2 separate regions of the Homo sapiens genome follow, and region 2 is linked to region 1. Evidence: chromatin contacts called from ENCODE Hi-C or POLR2A ChIA-PET data. All regions are on one chromosome and are shown on one strand. Each heading gives the region's core, a stretch centred on a gene start or an enhancer-like site at or near the end of the contact. The rest is flanking DNA. Distances are from core to core; before and after follow the strand shown. Region 1 overlaps TRAF5 (TNF receptor associated factor 5). Region 2 has its middle 26 kb from the start of SLC30A1.

Evidence for each region. A loop is a pair of places that touch in the nucleus more often than their neighbours do. ChIA-PET counts read pairs that join two places held with the same protein, here RNA polymerase II (POLR2A). Pooled maps may share reads with other maps.
Region 2: POLR2A ChIA-PET joins it to region 1 with 10 read pairs in activated T-cell. The contact joins two enhancer-like sites. A Hi-C loop is called at or near these places in 4 of 50 pooled maps. POLR2A ChIA-PET finds 5 or more read pairs at or near these places in 5 of 52 experiments (GM10248, GM12878, H1 and 2 more).

Annotation. Positions count from the first base shown.
Region 1 is chr1:211,330,832-211,337,615 of GRCh38, reverse strand. The region is part of intron 1 of TRAF5 (TNF receptor associated factor 5); the gene reads right to left. Among named protein-coding and RNA genes, the nearest start is that of TRAF5, 7.4 kb to the right of the region's middle. Within about 2 kb of position 1,700, at least 11 of the 41 ENCODE cell types and tissues checked have a DNase peak (open chromatin) inside an H3K27ac peak, as active enhancers do.
Region 2 is chr1:211,550,013-211,556,233 of GRCh38, reverse strand. No RefSeq gene overlaps it. Among named protein-coding and RNA genes, the nearest start is that of SLC30A1, 26 kb to the left of the region's middle. Within about 2 kb of position 4,518, at least 3 of the 41 ENCODE cell types and tissues checked have a DNase peak (open chromatin) inside an H3K27ac peak, as active enhancers do.

The DNA.
Region 1 (6,784 bases), core at 451-2,950:
TCCTAGCTGGTCTCTTGCTCTGCCTTGCTCCTTTACAGCCCATTCACAACCCAGCAGCCAGAGTGATGCTTTTAAAAACAGAAGCTGTCTCTGCTGCTCCTCTGCTCCAATGGCCCCATTGCACTCGGGGTAGAAGCCAGTGTCCTTAGAGGTCAGGGCCCTTCGTTTCTCTGCCTCTCCATTCTCTGTGTCCTTACTTCCTAGTGCCTTCCCCCTTGTCTACTCACTCTGGCAACACTGCCTTGCGTCTTCTTGAACAGCAGAAGAGGCTTCTGCTTGCTTTTCCCCTGCCTGGAATACTCTTCACCCTGATATCTGAAGGGCTTGTTCCTTCACCTTAGGAACCTGCTCAAATGTTATCTCACAAGGGAGGCCTTTGCTGACCACCCTACATGGAAAATGCAACATCCCTGGCAGACCCACCTTCTACTGCATTTTTCTCCAATGCACTTATTACTGCCTAACATATTACTTGTTCATGTCTTTGCTCTCTGTCTTCCCCTATCAGAATAGAATATAAGCTCCAGCACAGCAAGGATTGTTTCTTTGGGTACTGAAGTCCCAACACATAAAACAGTGCACGTGGCCAGGTGCAGCGGCTCACGCCTTTAATCCCGGCACTTTGGAAGGCCGAGGCGAGCGGATCAGTTGAGGTCTGGCCAGGTGCAGCGGCTCACGCCTTTAATCCCGGCACTTTGGAAGGCCGAGGTGAGCGGATCAGTTGAGGTCTGGAGTTTGACACCAGCCTGGCCGACATGGTGAAACCCGTCTCTACCAAAAAGACAAAAATTAGCTGGGCATGGTGGCATACGCCTGTAATCTCAGCTACTCAGGAGGCTGAGGCATAAGAATCACTTGAACCAGGGAGGTGGAGGTTACAGTGAGCCAAGATCACACCACTGCACTCCAGCCTGGATGACAGAGCAAGACTCCGTCTCAAAACAGAACAAAAACAAACAGACAAACAAAACAGTGCACATGACAGGTGCTTAGTAAATACTTACAGAATGACTGTAACAGCTATTCTCCAGCAAGCAGAGCAGCCTCTCTCCTGCTAAGCACGCTTCTCACTGCCTAAACCTTTTCATTTCACCTGTTTGTAAGTCCTGAAATTCTACCAGTCCCAGCTGGAGAGTGCAAGGCTGGCTCATGATGGCTGACCTGGGGTAGGAGTTGGGGAGTCACTGTAAGGGGTGAGGGGACAGTGTAGCCAACTAGGACCGGAAGAGTAAAGCCTGAGCAGCGCTCCCTCTGACACACTAATGTGAGCTAGCCTCTGGGTGAGGTGCCAAGTGGGAAGCTTTAGCCCAAGGGTAGCAGGCACCTGAGAAAGGGGAAATGCTGAGAAAAATGTATATAGGTAGCCAGCCAATAATTCAATGCAATCAACATTTATGGGGCCCTCATTTAGGTGCCAGGCATTGTACAAGGTGCTAGAGATCTAAAATCCCATTTGCCAGAGTCCTTTTCCAGAGACTTCATCATGCCAACACAATAACATAGCACAAAGCCAGCTGTTCCTTCTCAGCTCACTCTGTTCAATGTTGATTTTAAACCTTTCTCTCCTCCACAAACCTTGACCACTCCCTCCAGTCTCACCAGGAAACTCTACTTCCTTACTGCACAGCAAAAAAAAACAGAGATCATCAGACCAGACCACCTCTACTTCCTGCCACCACACCTGCAAATCTCCCTGCATGGGGCCCCTGCTCTGCCCCTTCCCTGCCAGGGTGGCGGCAGAGGTGACCTCTGAATTAGGCCAATCTCCCCACCTGTCCTCCACCTCTCCTGGATTCCTGGTCTTTTTGCCACTCCTCATATGAACAGAGAACCTTTCCCCCTTACAGCCTTCACCCTAAGGCTGGGTCTCCCTTTCCTCAAGCTGTTGTCTCTTCCGGAAACATCTTTTCCTCTCTCCCCACCTCTTGCTGAGCTAAACACATACAAGCCCAGATGAAGCCTCACATATGCAGCCATGCCTCTGTGTGCCTCCTCCATCAAGTTAGGGTCCCCCCCACTTATGACATGCCCTTTAACCACCTGTACTTCTCCTTAACAGCACTTGCCGGGAATGTAAATAATTGTTTATGTAATTAATTATCTGTTCAATAATAGTCTTCCCCAGCACGAAGAAAGCAGTGCTGGAATTGTGTCTTATATTTTTCAAGGTGCAGACGCAGAGCAAGCACTCAAATATCTGAGTCAATTAACAGTTGCCACTTGGGGTGCCATAATGTTCTAGATACTGCAGGAGATGTACATAGGTTGTCCCACTTAATTCACACAGCAGCCCACGTTTGCAGACCCTCATTGTATTATTCATCTTCATATTTTACAGATCGGGAACCCAAAGCTGAGGGGATGACACAAGGTGTTTGAGGTACCACAGCTGGTAACTCTGGGTAGGGATTCAGGCTTGTCTGCTGTCAAAGCCACCATGTCACACTCACGTCTTACTCACCACAGCTCACTCACTGCCTTAGATAAAGGAGGTGCTCGATTATGGGGGATGGAAGGAATGACCAACTATATCATTTCCTTTGGTCTTTAGTCACCATTGAGACCTACAAGCAAGAATTACAATTCCTCTTTTCCCAATGAGGAAAATGGAGTTTGAGGGGTTCAAAGGGCCACACAGCAGTAGGAGGCCATGCTGGGCTGAAACCCAGGTCTTCTGGTTCTTTGTCTAGGGCAATTTTCTCTACAACATAACTATAGTTAGGCACTGGGAGGACAGGACAGATGAGATTATGAAGGAAAGCTATGCAGAAACAAGTTAACACAGCAAGCCTAATACTGCTATCTCTAGAAAGTTCTCCTCGCAAGGATGGCCCCTGGCTGGTGTCTGGAACATGGATTTCAGTAAGGCTCCCACCACCTGAACTGCTAAGAGCGGCTCACTGTGCTTAAACCATCTAGGTAAACAATGTGTTTTGTTTTGTTTGTTTGTTTTGTTTTGAGACGGGGTCTCACTCTGTCCCCCAGGCTGGAGTGCAGTGGTGCGATCTCGGCTCACTGCAACCTCCGCCTCCTGGGTTCAAGTGATTCTCCTGCCTCAGCCTCCCAAGTAGCTGGGACTACAGGTGCGTGCCACCAAGCCCGGCTAATTTTTTGTATTTTTAGTAAAGACGGAGTTTCACCGTGTTAGCCAGGATGGTCTCAATCTCCTGACCTTGTGATCAGCCCGCCTCGGTCTCCCAAAGTGCTGGGATTACAGGCATGAGCCACCGCGCCCAGCCAATGTGTTTTATGTGGAACACCTGTTTTTCTTCTGGAGGCTGGAATTCTGACATGTGCTAGATGAAGGTATCTACATGACCAGCCCTTAGTAAAAACCTTGGGCACTGAGTCTCTAATGGGCTTCCCTGGTAGACAGTGCTTCACACCTGCTGTCACAATGCACTGCTGGAGAAATTCAGCACATCCTGTGTGATTCCCCCTCGGCAGTCCTTTGCAGAGTCTTTTCCAAGACTCTTGGAGGCTTGCACCTGGTCTCCCCTGGACTTTGCCCCATAAGCCTTTTCCCTTTGTTCATTTTGCTTTGTATTCTTTTGCTGAAATGAATCATAGCTGTGAGTATGACCATCTGCTGGATGCTGAATCCTGTAAGTTCTCCTAGCAAATCACTGAACCTGGGAATGGTCTTGGGGACCCCCAACAAAGAAGCCTAACAAGAGATGAATTTTGAATTTGTTTTGAAAAGAGTGGCAGGGGTATGGATTAATGGTTTTGAACAGGAGGCATTCTAGGCAGGAGAAATGATGTAAGAAAAGGTAGGCATAGGCAAGTCAGGTGTAGAAAGACCTACACCTTTCCTTAGGCCGGGTACGGTGGCTTATACCTGTAATCCTAGCACTTTGGGAGGCCAAGACGGGCAGATCACTTGAAGCCAGGAGTTGAGACCAGCCTGGCTAACGTGGTGAAACCCCATCTCTACTAAAAATACAAAAATTAGCCAGGCCTGCTGGTGGGTGCCTGTAATCTCAGCTACTCGGGGGGCTGAGGTGACAGACTCGCTTGAACCCAGGAGGCGGAGGTTGCAGTGACCCGAGATTGCACCACTGCACTCCAGCCTGAACGACAGAGCAAGGCCCTATCTCAAAAAACAAAACAAGACTGGGCACCGTGGCTCACGCCTGTAATCCCAGCACTTTGGGAGGCCTAGTGGGGAGTGGGGGGGGAGTGGATCGCCTGAGGTTGGGAGTTCAAGACCAGCCTGGCCAGCATGGTGAAATCCCGTTTCTACTAAAAATACAAAACATAGCCAGGCATGGTGGCAGGCGCCTGTAATCCTAGCTACTCCAGAAGCTGAGGCAGGAGAATCGCTTGAACCCGGGAGGCGGAGGTTGCAGTGAGCCGAGTTGGCGCCACTGCCCTCCAGCCTGGGCAACAGAGCAAGACTCCGTCTCAAAAATAAAACAAAACAAAACAAAACAAAAAAAAGAAGGGCCTAGAGCTATTTAACAAGGCTTGAACAGAATTAATGAGAAAATCTAGCACTTCTGTTACGAGGTAGAAGAGATGAGGGCTAGAGAGGTCCACTTGTTAGGAAGATCCAGTGTAAGTGAAGTGAAAGTGAACCACTTAGTCATACATAGGCCCTATGGGAACTGTTAGTATCAAAGAGGTGGGGAAAGAACTTAGCCTCTGGCTGTCCACAGCTAATACATGGCAATAAATATCTCTAAGGGAGGTCTGTGGGAATGATACAGATAATTTGAGGCAACATCCCAAAGTACTGACTTTTGAAATAAAACACCTTAACATAAGGAAATCAGTCTGCTCCCAAATAATCTACTTCCCATTCATTAAGGGTGACTAAAATGTTCTTCATCTTTTTAAAACATCTTTGCTCAAGTCCAATATTCCCCCTCCATTTCTCCTATCTACCCCCTCACTCCCTAGTGGGTTATTCCTGGAATAACTCCACCCAATGTTTTAATCACTTCTTTCATTCTGCATCTGCTGAGCATGTAAGCCTTTGCTTTATATTAAATTATTCTGCCTTTAACAGGGAGGCATGGTAAGTTTTCCTAGGTTGCATCATAGATATCAACCCAGCCTCTACCTCAGAAATCCTAAAATCATGAAGACAGAAGAGGGACCTTCATGGCTGCCGCTTAGCTTAGCCCCACCCACCTCCCTCCATCCTCCAGGGTCAAGGGTCTCCCTAACAGAAGCCTTAGAACACAGCCTGGCTGTTCTAAGCCATACGCCTTAGTACAGGAGAACAGAAAGGGCTCTGGGTGGTGGCTTTGCATCAGGTCAACCTTATCCTGCTGTGCCTTCACATTGGATCTGGCTAAAGTAACTGGTCTGCTCCTGGCTATCAAGCCAGAGCTTGTATTTTTGTTTTCCAAATCTGTTTTATTTTTTCCTGTGTTGGCTCTCTGCCAAGCACTATTCTTCCTCCAAAGCTGCCGCCTGCTCTGCCCACAAGTCCTGAAAACTAGACTCCTGCCCTTGAAACCTGGTCCATGGGGCCCCAGCCTCTGAGGCTGCCTGGCCCCTCTGCCTGCCAAGAACTCATCCCAGCTTATCCCACCATACCCTGTCCCAGCCCAGCTTCCCTACCCTGGCCCCTGAGGTCTACCTGGTCCAGAGATGGCAAAGTGGCAGCAATAGGCTAGTTTCAATGATGGTCTACTCGCCCAGGTGCAGTGGCTCACACCTGTAATCCCAGCACTTTGGGAGGCCAAGGCAGGCAGATCACCTGAGGTCAGGAGTTTGAGACCAGCCTGCCCAACATGGTGAAACCCCATCTCTACTAAAAATACAAAAAATTAGCCGGCCGTGGTGGCGGATGCCTGTAATCCCAGCTACTTGGGAGGCTGAGGCAGGAGAATTACTTGAACCCGCGAGGCAGAGGTTGCAGTGAGCTGAGACTGTGCCACTGCACTACAGCCTGGGCAACAAGAGTGAAACTCCATCTCAAAAAAAAAAAAAGATGGCCTGCTCTGACACACAGCAATTCTTCTGCTGGTTTTTAATTTAAATTTGAATGCCTTTAGGCTAGGCATGCAGTTTCCAGCTCCCCAGAAACCCCACAATGCTCTATGGCTATTAACCACATGGAAGGAGAAAACCAGTTTTACTGAATATCTGCCAGACTCCAGGCTCTGTGTATATATTGACTCATTTAATCTTTCCAGCAACCCCAAGTGGCACACATTACTATTTCTATTTACCAGTGGGAATACAGACACTATGGAAGTTGGGCAACTTGCTCAGATTATATAACTACAACCAGCAAATCATAAACCCAGATATGAACCCAGGCCCACCAGATTCTGAAGTCCACACTGTTTCTACTACACCATCATTGAAAGTAGAAGGTTTTGACTAGGCTATGTATTAAAGAGGCCCCTCTGCAGCAGCATGAAAAGGAAAATTGAATACAGATGGACCTGGGGCAGGAAAATGAGTCAATGCTTAATTAAGGTTGCCCAGGAAAGAGTCCCTGTGGCCCTGAACTGGGAATAGACAGATCAGGACTGGCTGAGGGGGACAGGATAAAGGTGACTGAGGAACAGCAGCGATTTCTGCAACAGAGAGAACAGAGAGAAAGAGGCGGCCTCGGACAAATGTCTAAGGTGCTTCTGAAACATCATGGTGAAGATTCTGAATATTGCAAATCATAGTGGCCAAGAAGATAACTGGGTGAGGGATGGAAATTTGATCAGCCTTTCCTTAAAAGTGTTGGTTTAAGTCTTGGGAATGGCCAAGGGCTCAAGGAGAGAAGCACAGAGAATTGAAATCCAACCTGAGGACCCAGCCTTGGCCC
Region 2 (6,221 bases), core at 3,269-5,768, 220 kb before region 1:
CAATAAGATGTCCGCCTGCAACCAAGGGAAGAGGCCTCAGGGAAAATGAAACCAAATTTAAAAATTAAAATCTTCCCAGCAGCCGGGCGCGATGGCTGACACCTGTATTCCCAGCACTTTGGAAGGCTGAGATGGGTGGATCGTTTGAGGTCAGGAGTTTGAGACTAGCCTGGCCAACATGGCAAAACCCTGTCTCTACTAAAAATACAAAAATTAGCCAGAGGTGGTGGTGTGCACCTGTAATTCCAGCTACTCGGGAGGCTGAGGCAGGAGAATCACTTGAACCCGGGAGGCGGAGGTTGCAGTGAGCTGAGATAGCCCCACTGCACTACAGCTCGGGCGACAAAGTGAGACTGTGTCTCAAACAAATAAACAAACACATCTTCCAGTCCATGAACACAGGTGTCTTTTCATTTCATCCATATTGATATTACCAAGGGTAATTACCAATTTATCACAGATTTAGTTTTAGAAGTTTTTGTTTTTTTATAATAAGCATTTATATATTCCTACATATAGATAACAACACAAAACCTATATATACAAATAAATACACATATATATAAATAAATATACCCACATACATATGTTTTTGTGTATGTACACATATACACATATATTTCACCTCACTACTTCTTTTTTTGGGGGATCTTTTTCTTTTTTTCTATCTCCCTCTGTCACCCAGGCTGGAGTGCAGTGGTGTGATCTCTGCTCACTGCAACCTCCACCTCCCGGGTTCAAGCGATTCTTCTGCCTCAGCCTCCTGAGTAGCTGGGGTTACAGGCACCCAGCACCACACCTTTTGTACTTTTAGTACAAAAGGCTAATTTTATACTTTTAGTAGAGATGGGGTTTCACCATGTTGGCCAGGCTGGTCTTGAACTCCTGACTTCGGGTGATCCGCCCACCTCAGCCTCCCAAAGTGCTGGGATTACAGGCAGGAGCCACCCTACCCAGCCTCATCTCACTACTTCTTGAAACTCACTTATTCCTCACAGATACATTTTTCTTCTTATTGGAATGTGTCTTTATTTCATAAAGAGTCTAGTTTGGCTGGACATGAAATTCTAGGTTTATTTCCCCTTAATGTCTGAAGAGGTATTGTTTGTCTTTCTTAAAAAAATTTTTTTTGGCCGGATGCAGGTGGCTCACGCCTGTAATCCCAGCACTTTGAGAGGCCAAGGCAGGCGGATCACCTGAGGTCAGGAGTTCGAGACCAGCCTGGCCAACATGGTGAAACCATGTCTCTAGTAAAAATACACAAATTAGCTGGACATGGTGGTGCGCACCTGTAATCCTAGCTATTCTGGAGGCTGAGGCACAAGAATCACTTGAACGCAGGAGGCAGAAGTTGCAGTGAGCTGAGATCACACCACTGCATTCCAGCCTGGGTGACAGAGTGAGACTCTGCTTCAAAAAAAAAAAATTTTTTTTTTTAGAGAATTCACTGTGTTGCCCAGGCTGGAGTGTAGTGGCTAGTCACAGGCACACTACAGGCTCACATTCGTGAGCTCAAGTGATCCTCCCACCTCAGCCTCTTTCAGTAGCCCAGCTCTGTGTTTGTCTTCTTACATCTAACATAGCTGATGAGAGCTCATCTCAATCTGCCTTTCTTTCCTTTATAGATAATAGTTTTTTACCTCCAGGGAAGGATATAGAATTTTCTCTTTGGTGTTCTGTAATTTACTACCATGTGTCTAGATGGAGATGAGCAGAGAGGGAGGAGTAGCTGAGAGGGTCTGTGGAGGTTCAAGCCCCCGGCTCTCTCACACTCTACCTACTCTACTTCCTCCAGGGTGGAGCCTTTTTGATCCCACCTTCTTGTGAGAACAGTAACCTTCTTTCCAATCCCATATGCTTTCTGCCCTTCAGGGATCTCATACAATTTCTGACCCAGTAGGGGTTTCTCTTTTGTTTTGAGCTTGATTGCAGATTTATTTTATTTTTGAGTTGTATTTTCAAATGCTAAAGCTAAAACTATGAAACATTTGCAAGAAAACACAGTATCTCTAGTATCTTAGATTAAGCAAAGATTTCTTACAAAAGCATGAACCACAAAAGAAAAAAATGGATAAATTTGGCTTCATTAAAATGCAGATCTGTTCTTCAGAAGACACTTGTCAAGAAAATGAAAAGATAATCTATACACTAGGAAGAGATATTTGCAAAACACATATCTGATAAAGGACTTGGAAGAATATGTTAAAAAAAACTCTTCAAATATAATAACTAGAACCAAAGATTCAATTTCTTTTCTTTTAAGAGACAGGATCTCGCCCTGTTGCCCAGGGTGGAATACAGTGGCATGATCAGAGTTCACTGCAGCCTTGAACCTCTGAGTTCAAGGCTCCTGCCTCAGCCTCCCAAGTAGCTGAGACCACAGGCATGAGCCACCATGCCTGGCTAATTTTTAAATTTTTGGAGAGACGGGATCTCACTATGTTGCCCAGGCTGGTCTTGAACTCCTGGTCTCAAGCCATCCTTCTGCCTTGGCTCGGCCTCACAAAGAGCTGAGATTACAGGCTTGAGCCACCACATCTAGCCTTAAATAATTCATTTTTTTAAGTGAGGAAAATATTTAAACAGACTCTTCCTCAAATAAAGGGTATGCATGACAAATAAGCACATGAAAAGCTGTTCAACATCATTCTTCTTTATTTCCCCCCCACCCAGAGTCTCACTCTGTCACCCAGGCTAGAGTGCAGTGGTGCAATCACAACCTACTGAAGCCTTGACCTTCCAGGCTCAAGCAATCCTCCCACCTTAGCCTGGGACCCCAAGTAACTGGGACCATAGGTGTGCACCACCATGCATGCTTGTGGTCCCAGCCAATTCTTCCATTTTAATTTTTTTGTAGAGATGGGGTCTCCCTATGTTGCCCAGGCTGGTCTGAAACTCCCAGGCTCAAGCGATCTTCCTGCCTTTGCTTCCCAAAATGCTGGGATTACAGGCATGTACCAATGCACCTGGCCATCATTAGCTTTAGGGAAATGCAAATTAAAACCAGAATGAGATACCACTACCCATCCACTGGAATGACCAAAATTAAAAGGTGCTGGTGAGGAGCTAGGGCAACTGGAACTCTCATTCATTACTGATGAGAACGCAAAATTGTACAGCCTCTTTGAAAATAAATTTGGCAATTTTTAACAAAGTTCAATATATGCTTACCTTATAAACCAGCAATCCTGCTCTTAGGCATTTACACAGGAGAAATGAAAACTTATGTCCACACAAAGATCTGTTTGTGAATATTTGTAGTTATTGTATTTATAATCACCAGAAACTAGAAACAATCCCCATGCCCATCAATTGGTGAATGGATAAACAAATCATGACAACTTTAAAAAAATATGTATATATATACATACTTTTATTTTTGTAGAGAGGAAGTCTATGTTGCCCAGGCTGGCCTCCAACTCCTAGCCTCAAGGTGATCCTCCTACCTCAGCCTCCCAAAATGCTGGGATTATAGGAGTGAGCCACTGCACCTGGCAACAATCATCACACTTTGATACAATGGAACACAACTTAGAAAAAAAAAAAGCTTCAGATATACACAACATAGGTGAATCTCAAAAGCATTATGCTAAGTAAAAGAAGCCAGACTCAAAAAGTTCCCTTATATAAATCCTGCCAAACGGCATTTTGGAAAAGGCAAAACTGTAAGGACAGAAATCAGATTTGTGGTTGCCAGTGGCTGGGAGCTGCGGGGAGGGAATTGACTGCAAAGGGACAGGAGAGAACTTGCGGGTGTGATGGAAATGTTTTATCTCTATTATGGGGATTATATAACTGTATGCGTTTGTCAAAAGCCATAAGCTTATAAAAGGAATGAATTTTTATAGGTAAGTTATGCCTCAATAAATTCTGACACTAAAAATGTGTTTCTCCCTACTGTGATTTGAAGGACTTGAGCCAAAAGAGAAAGCTGTAGCTTGTGTTCAGTGGGTCATCCTGAAATGGCACTCAGCCCAAGATTTGTAAACAGCACTTAAGTATTAGTTCCTTTTCCAGAAGCCCCATTCAGTGGTCCTCTCTGAGCAACGAGTGTCAGTCTTGTTTTCCAGTAAGATTGTAAATTCTGTGAATATGAGAACTAAAGTGATCGGCCGGTCTGGTTTGCCCGGCCTGGGGGCCAGCCAGCCTGGGACTGTTTGGGACTCCTTTTTAAATCCTCCTATGATATCTAGCAGAGGAATGGGCACAAACTTGTTGGCATAGAGAGGTCTAACCTGCTTGTAACTAGGGTTGCAAGTAACCAAGCTGAATGGCCCAAGGGTTACCAAGAGTGAAGACCCACCTCGACAAACTCCAAATTCCTAGACATCGCTGGAGACTCACCCTTCCGCCAGGGCTCAGCTTTCAGGCTTGCAACATCTCTTAGACATTTCCTCTGTTGGCATAATATGATTTAATCTCTTTGTAGTTACGTTTCTTTTTCTGAGACAGGGTTTTGCTCCGTCACCCAAGCTGGAATGCAGTGTTGCAATCTTGGCTCACTGCAACCTTTGCCTCCCCTGCTCAAGCAATCCTCCCGCCTCAGTCTCCCGAGTAGCTGGGACTACAGGCATGTGCCACCATGCCCAGCTAATTTTTGTATTTTTTTGTAGAGACAGGATTTTGCCATATTGCCCAGGCTGGAATAGTTCAGTTTCTTCATCTGTTAAAATACAGATCACAATATCCACATTTTGAGGAAGGGAAAGGAATTTTGTACTGTTAACAGTTTACTACTGAGATTGTAAGGGTTAAGTTTGCCTGCATCTTATTTATTAAGGTTGGTGCAAAAGTAAATTGTGAATTTGGGCCGTGAATTTTAAATCATAACTAGGCTCAAACACATCTTTATTAATCAAAATAGAAACCATTAGAAGCAACACATTTTTGCTAACAAGAAATAAGTTTGTTTATTCTTGTAGCATAAAAATCCATGCTTCAGGATTCGACGGACTTCTCAGAAAGCATTTTCTGCATCCTACTGGTTGTGGAAGCATTTTCCCTGCAAAAAGTTGTCAAGATGCTTGAAGAAGTAGTAGTCGGTTAGCAAGAAGTCAGGTGAATCTGGTGGATGAGGCAAAACTTCATAGCCCTATTTGTTCAACTTTTGAGGAGTTGGTTGTGCGACGTGCGATCGGGCATTGTTGTGAAAGAATTGGGCCCTTTCTGTTGACCAATGCTGGCTGCAGGCATTGCAGTTTTCGGTGTATCTCATCGATGTGCTGAGCATACTTCTCAGATGTGATGGTTTCACTGGGATTCAAAAGCTATAGTGGGTCAGACCAGCAGCAGACCACTAAAAATCCATGACCTTTTTTTGGCACAAGTTTGTCTTTGGGAAGTGTTTTGGAGCTTCTTCTCAGTCCACCCACTGAGCCAGTCGTCACCAGTTGTATAAAATCCACTTTTCCTCACACATCACAATCCAATCGAGAAACAGTTCCTTGTTGTTGCACAGAATAAGAGAAGATGACGCTTCAAAATGACGATTTTTTTATTTTCGCTCAGCTCATGAGGCACCCACTTATCAAGCTTTTTCACCTTTCCAATTTGCTTCAAATGCCAAACGACTGTAGAATGATCGAAGTTGAGTTCTTGGGCAACTTCTCGTGTAGTTGTAAGAGGATCAGCTTCGATGATTGCTCTTAATTGGTCATTGTCAGCTTCTGAAGGCCAGCCCCTACTTTCTCATCTTCAAGCTTCTCGTCTCCTTTGTGAAACTTCTTGAACCACCACTGCATTGTACATTCGTTCGTTAGCAGCTCCTGGGCCAAATGTGTTGTTGATGTTGTGAGTTGTCTCCGTTGCTCTATGACTTATTTTGAATTCGAATAAGAAAATTACTCAAATTTGCTTTTTGTCTAATATCATTTCCATAGTCTAAAATAAACACAAAATAAACAGCAAGTAATATGTCATTAGCAAAAAAAAAGCAAGAAATTCCCATTAAAAGGATGTATAACATAACCACATTTATATAAGAATGTATTCCAAAATCAAACAGCAAATTCCAATAATAAGAACACCGCAATTACTTTTGCAGTCACCTTAGTCTTTGCAGAAGCCCTTGAAGGAAGGAATCCTTGTCCCCGCTTTACAGTTCTAGCTACAGAGGCCTGGGGATGCTAAACAGCTTGCCCAGAGCTAAACAGTCAACACAAGGCAAGTTGGGATTCAAACCCAAGTCCTTCCAGTTGCAAGCTCAGGTATTGGGGTACCTT